4 separate regions of the Homo sapiens genome follow, and regions 1, 2 and 4 are each linked to region 3. Evidence: chromatin contacts called from ENCODE Hi-C or POLR2A ChIA-PET data. All regions are on one chromosome and are shown on one strand. The core of a region is the stretch at or near the end of the contact, and the rest is flanking DNA. Distances in the headings are between cores, read along the strand shown. Region 1 holds the start of CYCS (cytochrome c, somatic). Region 2 holds the start of MALSU1 (mitochondrial assembly of ribosomal large subunit 1). Region 3 holds the start of BZW2 (basic leucine zipper and W2 domains 2). Region 4 holds the start of HYCC1 (hyccin PI4KA lipid kinase complex subunit 1).

What was found. A loop is a pair of places that touch in the nucleus more often than their neighbours do. ChIA-PET counts read pairs that join two places held with the same protein, here RNA polymerase II (POLR2A). Pooled maps may share reads with other maps.
Region 1: a loop to region 3 is called in a pooled map, with 14 times the contacts of the local background. The contact joins the promoter of CYCS here to the promoter of BZW2 in region 3. A Hi-C loop is called at or near these places in 5 of 50 pooled maps.
Region 2: a loop to region 3 is called in a pooled map, with 23 times the contacts of the local background. The contact joins the promoter of MALSU1 here to the promoter of BZW2 in region 3. A Hi-C loop is called at or near these places in 4 of 50 pooled maps.
Region 4: a loop to region 3 is called in a map of CD8-positive, alpha-beta T cell, with 18 times the contacts of the local background. The contact joins the promoter of HYCC1 here to the promoter of BZW2 in region 3. A Hi-C loop is called at or near these places in 5 of 168 maps with a recorded cell type or tissue (B cell, CD8-positive, alpha-beta T cell, naive thymus-derived CD4-positive, alpha-beta T cell and 1 more) and 6 of 50 pooled maps. POLR2A ChIA-PET finds 5 or more read pairs at or near these places in 1 of 52 experiments (activated CD4-positive, alpha-beta T cell).

What each region holds. Positions count from the first base shown.
Region 1 is chr7:25,124,010-25,127,000 of GRCh38, forward strand. CYCS (cytochrome c, somatic) reads right to left here and starts at 1,251. Exons shown (of 3, transcript NM_018947.6): 1 at 1,191-1,251; 2 at 1-118. The coding sequence starts at 110. It also overlaps a transcript of SPMIP4 not described here. RefSeq lists enhancers at 176-720, 721-1,264, 1,412-1,661.
Region 2 is chr7:23,297,987-23,301,172 of GRCh38, forward strand. MALSU1 (mitochondrial assembly of ribosomal large subunit 1) reads left to right here and starts at 1,353. Exons shown (of 4, transcript NM_138446.2): 1 at 1,353-1,622; 2 at 2,853-3,031. The coding sequence starts at 1,367. RefSeq lists an enhancer at 1,170-1,659.
Region 3 is chr7:16,644,359-16,647,433 of GRCh38, forward strand. BZW2 (basic leucine zipper and W2 domains 2) reads left to right here and starts at 1,823. Exons shown (of 12, transcript NM_014038.3): 1 at 1,823-1,930. ANKMY2 (ankyrin repeat and MYND domain containing 2) reads right to left here and starts at 1,396. Exons shown (of 10, transcript NM_020319.3): 1 at 1,149-1,396. The coding sequence starts at 1,215. RefSeq lists an enhancer at 1,523-1,802.
Region 4 is chr7:23,012,561-23,015,497 of GRCh38, forward strand. It overlaps HYCC1 (hyccin PI4KA lipid kinase complex subunit 1), which reads right to left and starts at 1,570. Exons shown (of 11, transcript NM_032581.4): 1 at 1,365-1,570. RefSeq lists enhancers at 272-953, 1,371-1,560, 1,721-1,900 and a silencer at 911-1,180.

The DNA of each region.
Region 1 (2,991 bases), core at 1-2,500, 8.5 Mb after region 3:
AAGAGACCATGGAGATTTGGCCCAGTCTTGTGCTTGCCTCCCTTTTCAACGGTGTGGCACTGGGAACACTTCATAATAAAAATCTTCTTGCCTTTCTCAACATCACCCATATTTAATTCTAAAAACGAAAGCTTCAACTTAGTAAATTTTTCCTCAGGTAACAAATACAGTGTAAATGAATGACCACTCTAGCCACTTAATTACCAATCCATTGCTAATTTATGTCATTAAATACCAGAATGAATCTTGTTTTGCTTTAATACTCTTTATACCAAATATTCTTTAATACCAAAAACATTTTTAGGAGTACCTCCTCAAAAACGTATTTTTGTGTGTATACGTGAAGGAACGTTAAAGCCCAAGCAAAGAGGGAACCTAATTCAAACTCCAGTTTCAGAAGAGACAATCATGGTCACGAAGTCACAGATCTGAAGCTCAAGGGCGAACACATTAAGCCAAAATCACCACAACCGCAACTTTTAAAAAGACCTAACCATTTAATCTTACTACAATGTAAAGCCACCTCTCCCTGAGGATAACGCAAAGCACACAAATGTTTAAAAAGCGGTCCTGGCTGTTTCTATCTGCCCAGGTCACAGGAGTAGCTTGACACTCGAACTTGTGAATGGGAGCTCAGGGGCAGGCTGCACGGTCCCCCGGGGACATCCCAACTCCCCTACCTGTGATCTCCTGGGGCGACCACGAGGTCACCCGTCCAGGTCGGTTTCAAGGTGATTGATGAAACTCCTTCTAGGATGTCAGAACGACTGACGGAAGAAACATGTGCCCACGAAAAGAACTGGCCCCTTATTAGAAGAGCAACAGCTTTTGCCCTCTGAAGAAGAACGTGAAGCTCTAAGCTTCGGCTTTCCAGGAGGGAAGTCTTGCCTATCATTTCCATAGCCCTTCAGCAACCACTACGGAAGAGGCCGCCTCCTCCTCGGATCTGTATCCAAGCCGCCTCCAGTCCCTGACCGAGACCATACCTGTCCCTAGTTAGGGCTCCGCCGCACCTCAAGCCGTTACTCGCCCAGCTCGGTCTGACCACAGTCCAGGGTCTTCACTCCCCGCCCTCCCACCCAGCGCGGGCTCCACTCGAATGCTCCCCGCTTGGGTTTCGGTCGCTCGCAAGTGCGCGCCTCCCACAGCTCTGCCTCTAACCAGGTGCGGCCTCCGCGACCCGCTCTCACCTCTTTTTAGTCGCTGGCACAACGAACACTCCCGCTCCGAAGCCGGACGTCCCCACTCTCTAAGTCCAAGGACACGCCGGTCCGCGCTTAAGTACCGGTGTAAGTGCAACCAAACTCGCTCCGCGCTCCCGCGCCCTGACGTGCGGCCGAGCTGGCGGCTACGCAGTAACGTCGCCGCACCTCATTGGCTCCAGTCCCAATGCCTGCGCCAAGGACCTGCGCGCGCATGCTGGCGAGCATGTTAGGGTGTACGGCGTGCGTGCCCTTCTTCTCGAGGCTTTTCCCGGCCGTTACGACAGGCCTTTGGTCGTACGACAACGAGGTGGTGTCGGGAGAGGTGACGTCACTCGCGGGCCTCTGTGCGCTTGCGTGTGCTGGAGGAGCGGGGAGGGTGGGGCGGAGTCGCTTGGTTGGTGCGTTGCCCTGCTAAAGTATCAGTTCTTGGGCGTGGTGATGTAATGAGCTTTGAGCAGGGCGTTTTGCCGGTCCAGGAAAAGACGCCCTAATTTTGGCGCACCTAGAGGTCTCCTAGCTACCATCTTGTCAGCAGGCGACCTTTACCCAGACTCTGTCCTACTACCACGGCTGGCGCCAACAGCATCCTAGAGGGACAGCCTGGAACCAGGAGTTACACGAGTTGGGCACCAGCTCGTGACCTTGTTCTAGTTCCACCTATACTCTGTTACTTTCAGTCACATTCCAGCTCTCCGCTTGATGGACGCCCCAAGACTGAGGAAGGTGCTGCATTTGCGGCAGAGACAGGATTATCCCTCTGGAACTGAAAAATAAAATTAAGAGGATGCAATGATAACATTTATGTACCTTTTAAAATTTTTATGAGTACGAAGTAGGTAAATATATATATATACTTAAGAGGTACATGAGATATTTTGATACAGGCATACAATGTATAATAATCACATCAGGGTAAACGGTCTATCCATCACCTCAAGCATTTATCCTTTTTTTCTGTTACAAGCAATCCAATTATACTTTTAGTTTGTTTAATGTACAATAAATTATTGTTGAGTGTAGTCACCCTGTTGTATTACTAGACCTTATTCATTCTTCTTCAGTGGCGCCATTTAATGTCTCAGCCCCCCAAGTAGCTGGGACTACGGGAGCAAACCACCACGCCCAGCTAATTTTTGTATTTTTAGTAGAGATGGGGTTTCACTATTTGGTCAGGCTGGTCTCGAACTCCTGACCTCAGGTGATTCACCCGCATCGGCCTCCCAAAGTGCTGGGATTACAGGTGTGAGCCACCACGCCCAGGGCAAATAATATTTTATAACCCATTGTTTTAAACTGATGACAACATAACATTGATTGCATAAACAAAAATCAAAGAGAAAACTAAGAAAAACTCTGCACTTTAACTTCACTCTCCCCACTTTTAAAACTTTTTCTTGTTTCTATTTATATATTATTATACTATGTCTTGAAAAGTTGTTATAGCTATTATTTTTGATAAGTTAGGTTAATCTCTAAGTCTTTCTACTCAAGATATGAACAGTTTACACACAATTACAGTATTATAATATTGTGTGTTTTTCTGTGTACTTACTATTAGTAGTGAGTTTTGTACCTTCAGGTGGTTTCTTATTGCTTACGAATGTCCTTTTCTTTCAGACTGAGGAACTCCCTTTAGCATTTCTTGTAGGACAGGTCTGGTGTTGATGAAATCCCTCAGCTTCTGTTTGCCTGGGAAAGTCTTTATTTCTCCCTCACATCTGAAGGATATTTTCACTGGATGTACTATTCTAGGATAAAAGTTTTTTCCCTCAGCACTTTAAATATG
Region 2 (3,186 bases), core at 103-2,602, 6.7 Mb after region 3:
AATGAGGGTGTGGACTAAGGAAGAAACAGTGGAAATGAAGACAAGAAGCTGAACTCACAGAAACATTTTGGAGGTCACATAAGCAGGATTTTGACAACAGATTCGTTTGTTGTATGAAGATCCTGGACTGAATGAAGTCTAGGGTTTGGGAGTTTTGAAGGGATAATGACCCATTAAATGAGCTGGCAAATACAGGTGGTAAAGCAGGTCTGGGATGTTCAGAGAAGGGTGGGAACACGGAATGGATGCCAGAAGCTGGGAGAAAAGCCAAGTTCATGCCTGTGGAAAAATGGAATTGAGGATGGGGCTAAAATTGGACAGAGGAAACTTAATCTGTAATGTTTTTCTTCTTTTCAAAAATAACTTGAAGTGGTTGTACATATCTGGTGTGATATACACAAATGCTTAATTTCTCTATTTTTAAAAAACTTCCCAAAATTAGTGCTTGGAATTATTTAAAATAATGTAGCAAACATTTTTGGAGTGCCTGCTATGTGTCTGGCACTGTTTCAGGCATTTGAAATATTTGCTCTCTATGAAGCCTTCCTTTCAGCAGTTAGCAGGCCTGGAGTTCAGAAGCCAGAAACTGGCTTCTGATTCTGACGCAGTCAGTAAGTGTATGACCTGGGCAAGTTGCTTCCCTGCGGCGTCCCACGCCCCCAAAACCCCCCACCCCCCCACCCGTGCCAGGAATCTATCGCAGTTCTCAAGTCCTGTGACTTAATACCGCAGCTGGCACCTCAGAATTCCTTATTCTTACAGAGCTGGTCCCCACAGTACCGCCCCTGGGCGTAAACTCCTCCATACAGGGAGTGTAGATGATGGGCTGACCTAAGAACGGTTTCCAAATGGTCCTTTACACCTCTGCCTCCCACCCCACTCTAGCCCAGGATAACAGATTTTCCTCGCGCAATTTCAAATTTGCAAGGGAATCTTGAATATTTTCTGGTAATGAGAGAGGGTAGATTATATGTCCTAATCCCAGCCTAATCAGATTAACAGCAACTTCTGGACATTCAGTACCAGGAACTGTTTTAGGTGCTGTGGAGAGAAGAGTTAAAAATGAAACAAAAATTATTGCCTTCATGAGCCTCACATTAGTGGACAGAGTCCAAAAAAAAAGTGACAACGTAATGCGCTACTGCGACACAAAGCAAAGCAAGGTGGGCAAGCAACACTAGTTCTTTATTCCCGCACGCCCTAATCCCCAAGTAGCTCTTCCGGGTCACTGCAGTCTTCACGGGCTCCAGACTCCGCCCATGGTCCGTCCTTCAGGCCTTGACTCCGCCCACGCATCGACGTAGAATTTCCCGGCCGGGCTCCATGAAGTACCACCCACCCGCGACGCCGACGCAAGGCTGCTGCTATGGGGCCGGGCGGCCGTGTGGCGCGGCTGCTCGCCCCACTAATGTGGCGCAGGGCGGTTTCCTCGGTGGCGGGGTCCGCGGTTGGAGCCGAGCCCGGGCTTCGGCTGCTGGCCGTGCAGCGGCTTCCCGTAGGAGCAGCGTTCTGCCGGGCTTGCCAGACCCCAAACTTTGTCCGCGGCCTGCACAGCGAGCCTGGGCTGGAGGAGCGGGCGGAGGGGACGGTCAACGAGGGACGCCCAGAATCGGACGCGGCAGGTACGGGCGTGGAGAAGAACGAAGGCGACCCTCTCCGGGCAGTCTGGAGTCAGGTCCCAGCCAAGGTGGCTCTGGGTTCCCCTCTATGTGCATTTCTCTTGGAGTCACAAAACTCCTGCACATCCAGAGCTGGAAGGGACTTCAAAGGTTGTTGGCGCCAACCTTCCCGTTTCACAGTGAAGAAATTGAGGGCAAGAGATGAACTGCAGAATCCCAGCCTCCCGGACGGCCATCTCCCACCCTTGGCATCACAGTCTCACCGTCCTCACTTCCTTTTACCCTCTTCCTAGGATCCTGGGAAATGGGTTTGTGGGGACTGTTGGGGCTTGAGGATTCTGAGGAGCCAGGGTCTGGGTGCGAAGGGGTGCGTAGGAAGCGCCAGTAGGAGATGGGTCCAAGTTAATATCCTCTAGTTATTGCTGACGTTTTTAGAAACTTAAGAATGGTAAACAGATCACATCTAAGAATGTAGAGTATGAGAGGGAGAGGCCTTAGTGGGCTTAGCTACTAGGTCCTTTGGAGTCGGCTTTAGAACTTGGGCGAGCTTTTAAATTTACAGCCTGTAATACTCCAAGCTGAAGATCAGAATATCTAAATCTTTACGGGAAAAAAAATTAGATTTTCATAGGTAACAGTTGTTAATAACCCGGTGGTTTTATATGAAAACTGGAAGGTTCAAAATAATAATTACTCAAAAATGTAGCTCTTTCAGTGACTGATCTTAGGCCACAGTAATTCTCCTAGGCCTCAGTTTCTTCATCTCTCAACTGAAGGTTGTGGACCAGATACTGCCTAAGAGCCCTTCCAGCTCACAATTCTGTGACCCGTTATGACTGAGATTCAATTTAATATGCTCCAGGATATCACCTCCTACCCATTTTGTGGTGCTGTTTTTCTTTGCACAGCATTTCTGTGATTGTGGTGTATTGCTCCTTTTAAGTATTAGTAGAAAGTCATTTGTCACTGGTGTCTGGTTCTACTTGCATATGGTTAATAGCGAAGGATGTATAGTGGCTCTGCGTAATCTGAGCACCCTGACCATAAAAGTTGAGCGGTGCTATGATACTACTGCCCAGGTTCACCTTCCAGGAGGCCTTTACCCTGCTATCTGTAAAAACACTTTGGATCTAAACACCCTCATGGAGGAACAGTCAGCTGCCGGCATCTCTGGGTGCATACACGTCTATCTGCTTGGCCATCCTGATACAAACAACTATTTGTGCATTTCAGATCATACTGGTCCCAAGTTTGACATCGATATGATGGTTTCACTTCTGAGGCAAGAAAATGCAAGAGACATTTGTGTGATCCAGGTTCCTCCAGAAATGAGATATACAGATTACTTTGTGATTGTTAGTGGAACTTCTACCCGACACTTACATGCCATGGCCTTCTACGTTGTGAAAATGGTAGGATGCTTTCTTTTCTCTTTTGGACCATTAACTGAGTGGAATAGTGACAGTGCATCAGGCCAAGGAGCAACACTTAGAGGGTAAACCCATCATACAAAGTTACAGAAGAAGCCCAAATTTTCAGAATTTGCATGAATTCATTTTATGTTCTT
Region 3 (3,075 bases), core at 573-3,072:
ATCAGATCGGGTGGGCTCAGCTCATCAGCACCTGTTGAGTTCAAACCGGAATTTTTTCTCCTTCGCATGTGGAGTTTCCTTGTCGCTATGAAGAATAAATCTGCCTTATTCTCTAGGATTCCACATTTCAGCCTGGCTACTAAGTAAATAAAACTGGAAACTGGGAAGCCTTATGCTGCAATGACTGGCATCTCTGCCATTCGAGGACAAACATGGCTATATTATTATTGAGTTTAAAATCACCACATTAATTGCCCGGAGTCGCACGCATCACCATCCCTGCACCGTGAGGGTGCAGAAGAAGCATGCAGTCACGCTGATGTCACCTGCCAGGTAACGGGACTCGGCAGGGAACTCCTCTGGGACGTCCACTCGGGGACTCCGGGGAAATATGGCTTCTGGCTCGTCCTCGGGGCTCCCCGCTGGGACTCAGCACTGCGGAAGTGGGGCACGCCTTGGGGGAGTGGACAAGAAAGCGCGAAGGAGCGCGATTAGAAGGTCTCATCTGTGCAACGTGGGCCGAGGGGTGGGTGTGGAGGCCTCGCCAATTTCCTTGTCTCTCTAGGGTTCCTGAGGCTGTCGGGGCTTCTGGAAGCCAGGGAGGCCCTGGATACGGAAGTCTCAATGCAGCAAATTACAGACCTAGTTCTGTACCCTTATGAAGAACCCCTCTCCCTAAGGGCGCCCTCCACTCCCAAGCGGGGGCGGGGATCGGCAAAGGATCCAGATCATTCGGCCTGCGGAAGTCTAAAGGGTCATTTAGACACCCGCCTAAGAACCTGAAACTACCAGGACTGACCGCGGTCAAAATCCCTCGGGAGCAGTGAAGAATTCACACACTGGGGTCCACACCCCGGGAAGCTCGCATTAACCTAAGGCGGGGCGTGGAAATCCGTACGTTTCCAAAAGCGGATTTAGAGGCCGAGCCTCTGTAACTACCCCTCTTGTCCCAGCACTGCTTCTGCCTCCCCACCTCTCCGCCCCTGCAACCTTTCCCAGACCAAAGGGAGAAACGCTCTTTCCCGGTTCCAGGCTGCAAACCTTGCAGAACCGCAGCCAAAGGTCACCCAGGCCAGGAGCGCCCCCCGGGCTCCGCCACGCCCCCCGGCCAGGCTGGCCGCGGCCGCGTCGCAGCCCAGCACCCGTACCTTTCCCGATGACTTCCAGTAGCTCCTTCTCCTCCTGGGTCAGCTCGCCTTTCTTTATGTGAACCATTGCTCCCGCCAGCTTGAAGGTTATTCCCTTTCTTAGGGAGTATTAAAAAAGAAACGATGCGTCTGTATTGGGAACGCCAGCCGCAATGAGGCAACTTGAGACCAAGACACTGAGTAGCCAACCGCGGAAACGCTTCGCTTCTCTCCTCCCTCCCGCGGGCTGGCGGACAGCGGGCGAGCTCGGGCGAGCCAGGCGGACGGTCTCCGCAGGCCCTGCGGCGGTCACCGCCTGCCGCCTGTCATTGGCCCTGCCGAGGAGGAGGAGCCGCAGGAGGCGGTAGCGAGAGATCGCCATTGGAGCAACCTGGGAGGACAAAACCAAATGCAGAAAGCTGGAGGGGGGAATTAAATTCCTCCTACACGTTCCGCTCCCCTATCCTGTCCGGTTCAAATATTTCGCCACATGTAATATTGAAAATTCTACAGCTGGCAGTTATGTGCTCAGCGACGGCTTTCTGGGGCATGCAGAGGCCCCAGGTTGTCGCCGTACCCCCACCATTCCCCCGGGAGTGGCGCAGTCTGGGCGGGGGCGGTCTAGGAGACGGGGGCGGTACGGGAGGCGGGGCTGCGCCGGGTTCCGTGTGTCTATGTCAATGTGTCTGTCCTTCACTCCTCCATTGTCTGCCGCCACTGCTGCTGCTGCTGCTGCTGCCGCTGCTGCTGCACGAATCGCCGCAGCCCCCAGCCTTGCGCGTCGTCGCTACCTCCTCGGACAGGTGAGAAGCAGCCCAGGTGAGGCAAGGGGCGCCGTGAGGGTTGCGAGAGTAGCGACTGCCGCCCCGCCGGGGTTTCCATCGGGCAGGAGCTGGCGGGGAGGAAGCATGTGCCTCCTGGGGCGGCTTCCTGCCTCGCGGTGGAGAAGCCCCCGCTCCACCTCATCATCACGGCGCGTACGGGGTATCAGTGCCCTGGGATGAAGACCTCCGACTCGCAACGTTTGGCCGCCTCGGGAGACCCTGGGACCGCGGGCGGGCGGGCGGGGGCCAGCCACGCGGTGGGAAGTGGCGGGTGCACATGGTCTCGTGCGTGGCACCGCCAGATGCGGCTCCCGGGGAGGCTGGGGCCGGGGCTCTGGGCTAGGTAGGGGTCGCAAGGACAGCGCCCCATTACTAGCGAGTCAGTGAGAACAGACTCGGGAGAAGGTAGTTTTTACGCTGGTGATCCTCGCCCTCCCCACTACTTGTCATCTCTTTGGCCTCTGTGGAAGCTGTAGAAGAAAACCTGATCGCCCAATGTTGCTTGTTAAAGATGTTTGGAAACAATTTACACTTGCACTAATACTTCGTTTATGAGAGACAGCCTGTGGGAGGGGGAAGGAAGGGCTTCTTTGCTCTGCTAGAGTTCTCGGTTCTCTTTGTAACTCAGATCTTGAGATTTATGGAAATAGGGAGTGGAGGGTGGGGAGGTTGGAGAGGGCGGAGATTAAATTGGTGTTGCTGCCTATATATAGCCTTAGATTAGCCTCTTAATCCAACCTTCATTCAACTGTAATATGTAGCCTGGAGCTTCGACCATAGGTAGATGGGGGTAAATACAAGTGTGTATTTCAGAATAAGATTTGCTTGCTAAAATGCGGGAATCAGTCATTTCTCCAGGGTGCAGATTTATATTTACATCATCAATGAAAGTTTCTTTGGAAATTAGTGTTTATGTTTTACTGTTGTTTCCCTACAGAGTAGTATTGATGTTTCTCTCAATATGTGTGTCAAAGAGACGTGTATGTGTCAAAGAGAAATATTTGAGTAATTATGTAGGTGGTTTTTGTTAAGCATCCCCAGGACCACTGTTTCTTCTCATAGCGCCATACGAAAAGCGAAATGCATTTTCCTCTGGCCTTAGGCATTTATTTTGCGTGAAGCTT
Region 4 (2,937 bases), core at 320-2,819, 6.4 Mb after region 3:
ATAGCTGACTTTGAAGCCACTATTGGCCAAGCAGATCTTAAATGTTTTTCCTTCCTTGTCTTTGCCTGCACTTCAAAAATATGGTGGTTTAGACTACTATTCATCCTGTAAACCTTAAAATGTATTCACCTAAAGAAAAAAAAATACTTGGAAATGTCGGGGGAGGTGGGGTGCCTGTGGATGTTAGCAGTAGAATGTTTTCATGGAAAACAAGCCTCCCAGTCTTTCTGACTTTATGGCAATAAGATTTGAAAGCTGAAAACCTCAAACTGTAAAGTGTTACATGAACCAAAGAGGTGGCCCACCTGCTCCAAAAACTACTGTGTGATCCAAGGATAAATAATTTGCAAAAGGTCAGCTTGGCCCTACTGCCTGTAGGGCAGTCTCTGAGATAAGAAGTAGCTGCCGGTGGAACAAATTCCCCCTACCTGAAGAGCGCCGCGGCTGCCAGGCTTGTGATAGTGTATTTCTCAGAGAGCAGATTCTGTGCAGTACTAAACCACTTAGGCAAAATTAAAATCTTTCAGGAATGTCTAAACTCACAAAGCACACATGTGCAAGCTGACGGGCAGACAGCAAATTTCGGGGAAGCGTACAAACTTGGGGGTGTTTTAATGCAACCATTTTCAGCCAAACCCCCGAGGATTCCCGAGTATGTTAAAATGAGCCTCAGGAGAGGAATAACTCATAGAAAGAAGGGGCAAGGGCTCAAGAAGAGATCTTCAGCGAAATAACCAAGGAAGGAAGCGTGGCTGCTGTCTGAACCTCTCCGCCCTGCAGGGGACCAAAGACCGACTCGGGCCAACGCTGCTCTCCAGGGGGCGAGGGCGGGGGGTCGACAGTGACCATTGTGGCCACCAGACCGGACGGACAGTGGCGGCCTCGCCGAAGTAGAGGGCGCGAGTGGGAGAGGAGGCAGAGGCCAGAGCATCCGCCGCGGCAGGGAGGGGACGGGGGGCTCCCGCCCCAGGCCCACCCGGCAGAGGGGCGGCCGGTGGGGCCGAGGCGGCGGCACCCGGGTCACAGCAGGAGGCTGGACTGCTCCTCGCCGGGAAGGAAAGACCCGAGTCGCGCGCACAAAGCTGCCGCCCTCCAGGCAGCGGGCAGGCTGCGCCCAACTTCGGGGCGAGCAGCGCCGGCCGCAGCCCACCCGCCCGCCAGCCGCCCCCAGCGCCCCGCGCCGCCTCGCACCCACCCATGGCGCCTCGCGCGGGAGCCGTTACCCCCAGTGGAGCCGCGGCCCCAGGGACAAAGTCCCGGTCCTGTCCTCGCCGCCGCCTCGCCCCGGCTCCTCCCTGACAAAAAAAAGTTATCCGTTGCCGGACGCCCTGGGGGCCCGGCGTGGGTCTCTCGGCTGGACTCACCAGGGCGGCTGCCGGAGCTCCACCTGCAGGACCTCGACTCGTGAGGCTCTCAGCGACAGCGACGGAGGCTGCTCTGCTTCCTCCCGAGTAGCAGCACCACCTGCTCCCCTTCTTCCTAGCAGAACGGGTCCCGGTGAGCCATCTTCCCCCTCCTCTCACTGACTGACAACCCAGCCGGGAGAGCCACCACTGCCGCCAGCCTCTCTGACAGGCACGACCAGGGACCCGTCCTCAAGCAGCCAACCACCACCGCCCCACGCCAGTTCAGCCTATCGCCGTCCTCCGGGGCGGGATCAGAACAACTTCTCCACCAATGAGAATCTTCTTCTGCTGGGCCTGGGGCGGAGCCATGAGGCGCCTTGAGTGGGCGTGGTCTGAGCAATGGGCGTGATCCGGGCGTCCGAGGGAAGTTGATTGACTGTAAGGTTTGCGGTGGCCGCTAGGCGATGACAATCAGCGAAGGTCTCTTAGATTCTGAGCCGTTAGGGCTTATGGCCTTCTCAGAAAAAAATAAACCTTACCGGATGATGTGAAGGGTATCAATTTGTTTCTCTTTTGTGAGAAAAGAGAAACAAATTGATAATTTACTAGTCAGTAGGATTTACTTCCCTGTAATTAAATTCACAAGAATTTATCAAAATCTTATCAAATCCCGGGAGGAAAAAAAAATTACGTTTTTGCAAAATGGAAATACAAACTTCCCCCTCACTACATCATTGCTTTTGGGCTTAGCCTGGAAAAAGTCAAATACGATGCCTCAGTTTTCTTTCCATGGGGGTTGTTTTTATTTTTTCCATCATTCCTCCCTACTTTTTCTCTGAACATATACTAAATGTTTTGTATAATAACTGGAACCCGAGAACACCTGAACCTGCGCCTGCAGACAGTACTGCTGTTTTTGACCTTGTAAACCTCTCCTACCACATCCTTCTCAAGACTGGTCAGGATTAATTAGAAGAAAAACTGACCTCCACCCTAGAAGACAGGAAGTTCATTCTAGCTTTACACTAGAAATGGGCAGGATTTCTCCAGAAACACTAAGTGAACTTTTCAAACATGCTGAACTCATAAATAACAAGCACATAAATAAGAAGATATATTACTTGATATCAAAAGGGTATCAAGCAAACAATTTCAGGTAATTATTAGGGCAGATTGCTAAAACAGATAGGATCCCCCTCCAAAGGGAGGATCAGATTAATGAGTAAATAATAACAAACTACAGTGATAAGGACAATAGAGATTGGTTCAATGAGCAATGGAAACAGAGGACAAGAAATGACTGTTTAGGAAAGTCAGCGAACTCCACAAGGAAGGTAATGTTTGAGTTGGATCTTAAAAGGTAAATGGGAGTTTGCCAGAGAAGAAAGTCAAAGGGTATTTCAGAAAGGGAGAACACCATGTTCAAAGGCATGGAGCTGTGAAAGGGCACAGAGCCATTGTGGAATGTTGAGAAGGTAGATGGGGTTAAATGATGAGGAACGGCCAAAAATTGGGCTGGAGCAAAAGGTTGAGGTGAGATTGTAAAAGACCTCACAAGCTACACTAAGATATTCAGACAAGCACTGTCCAG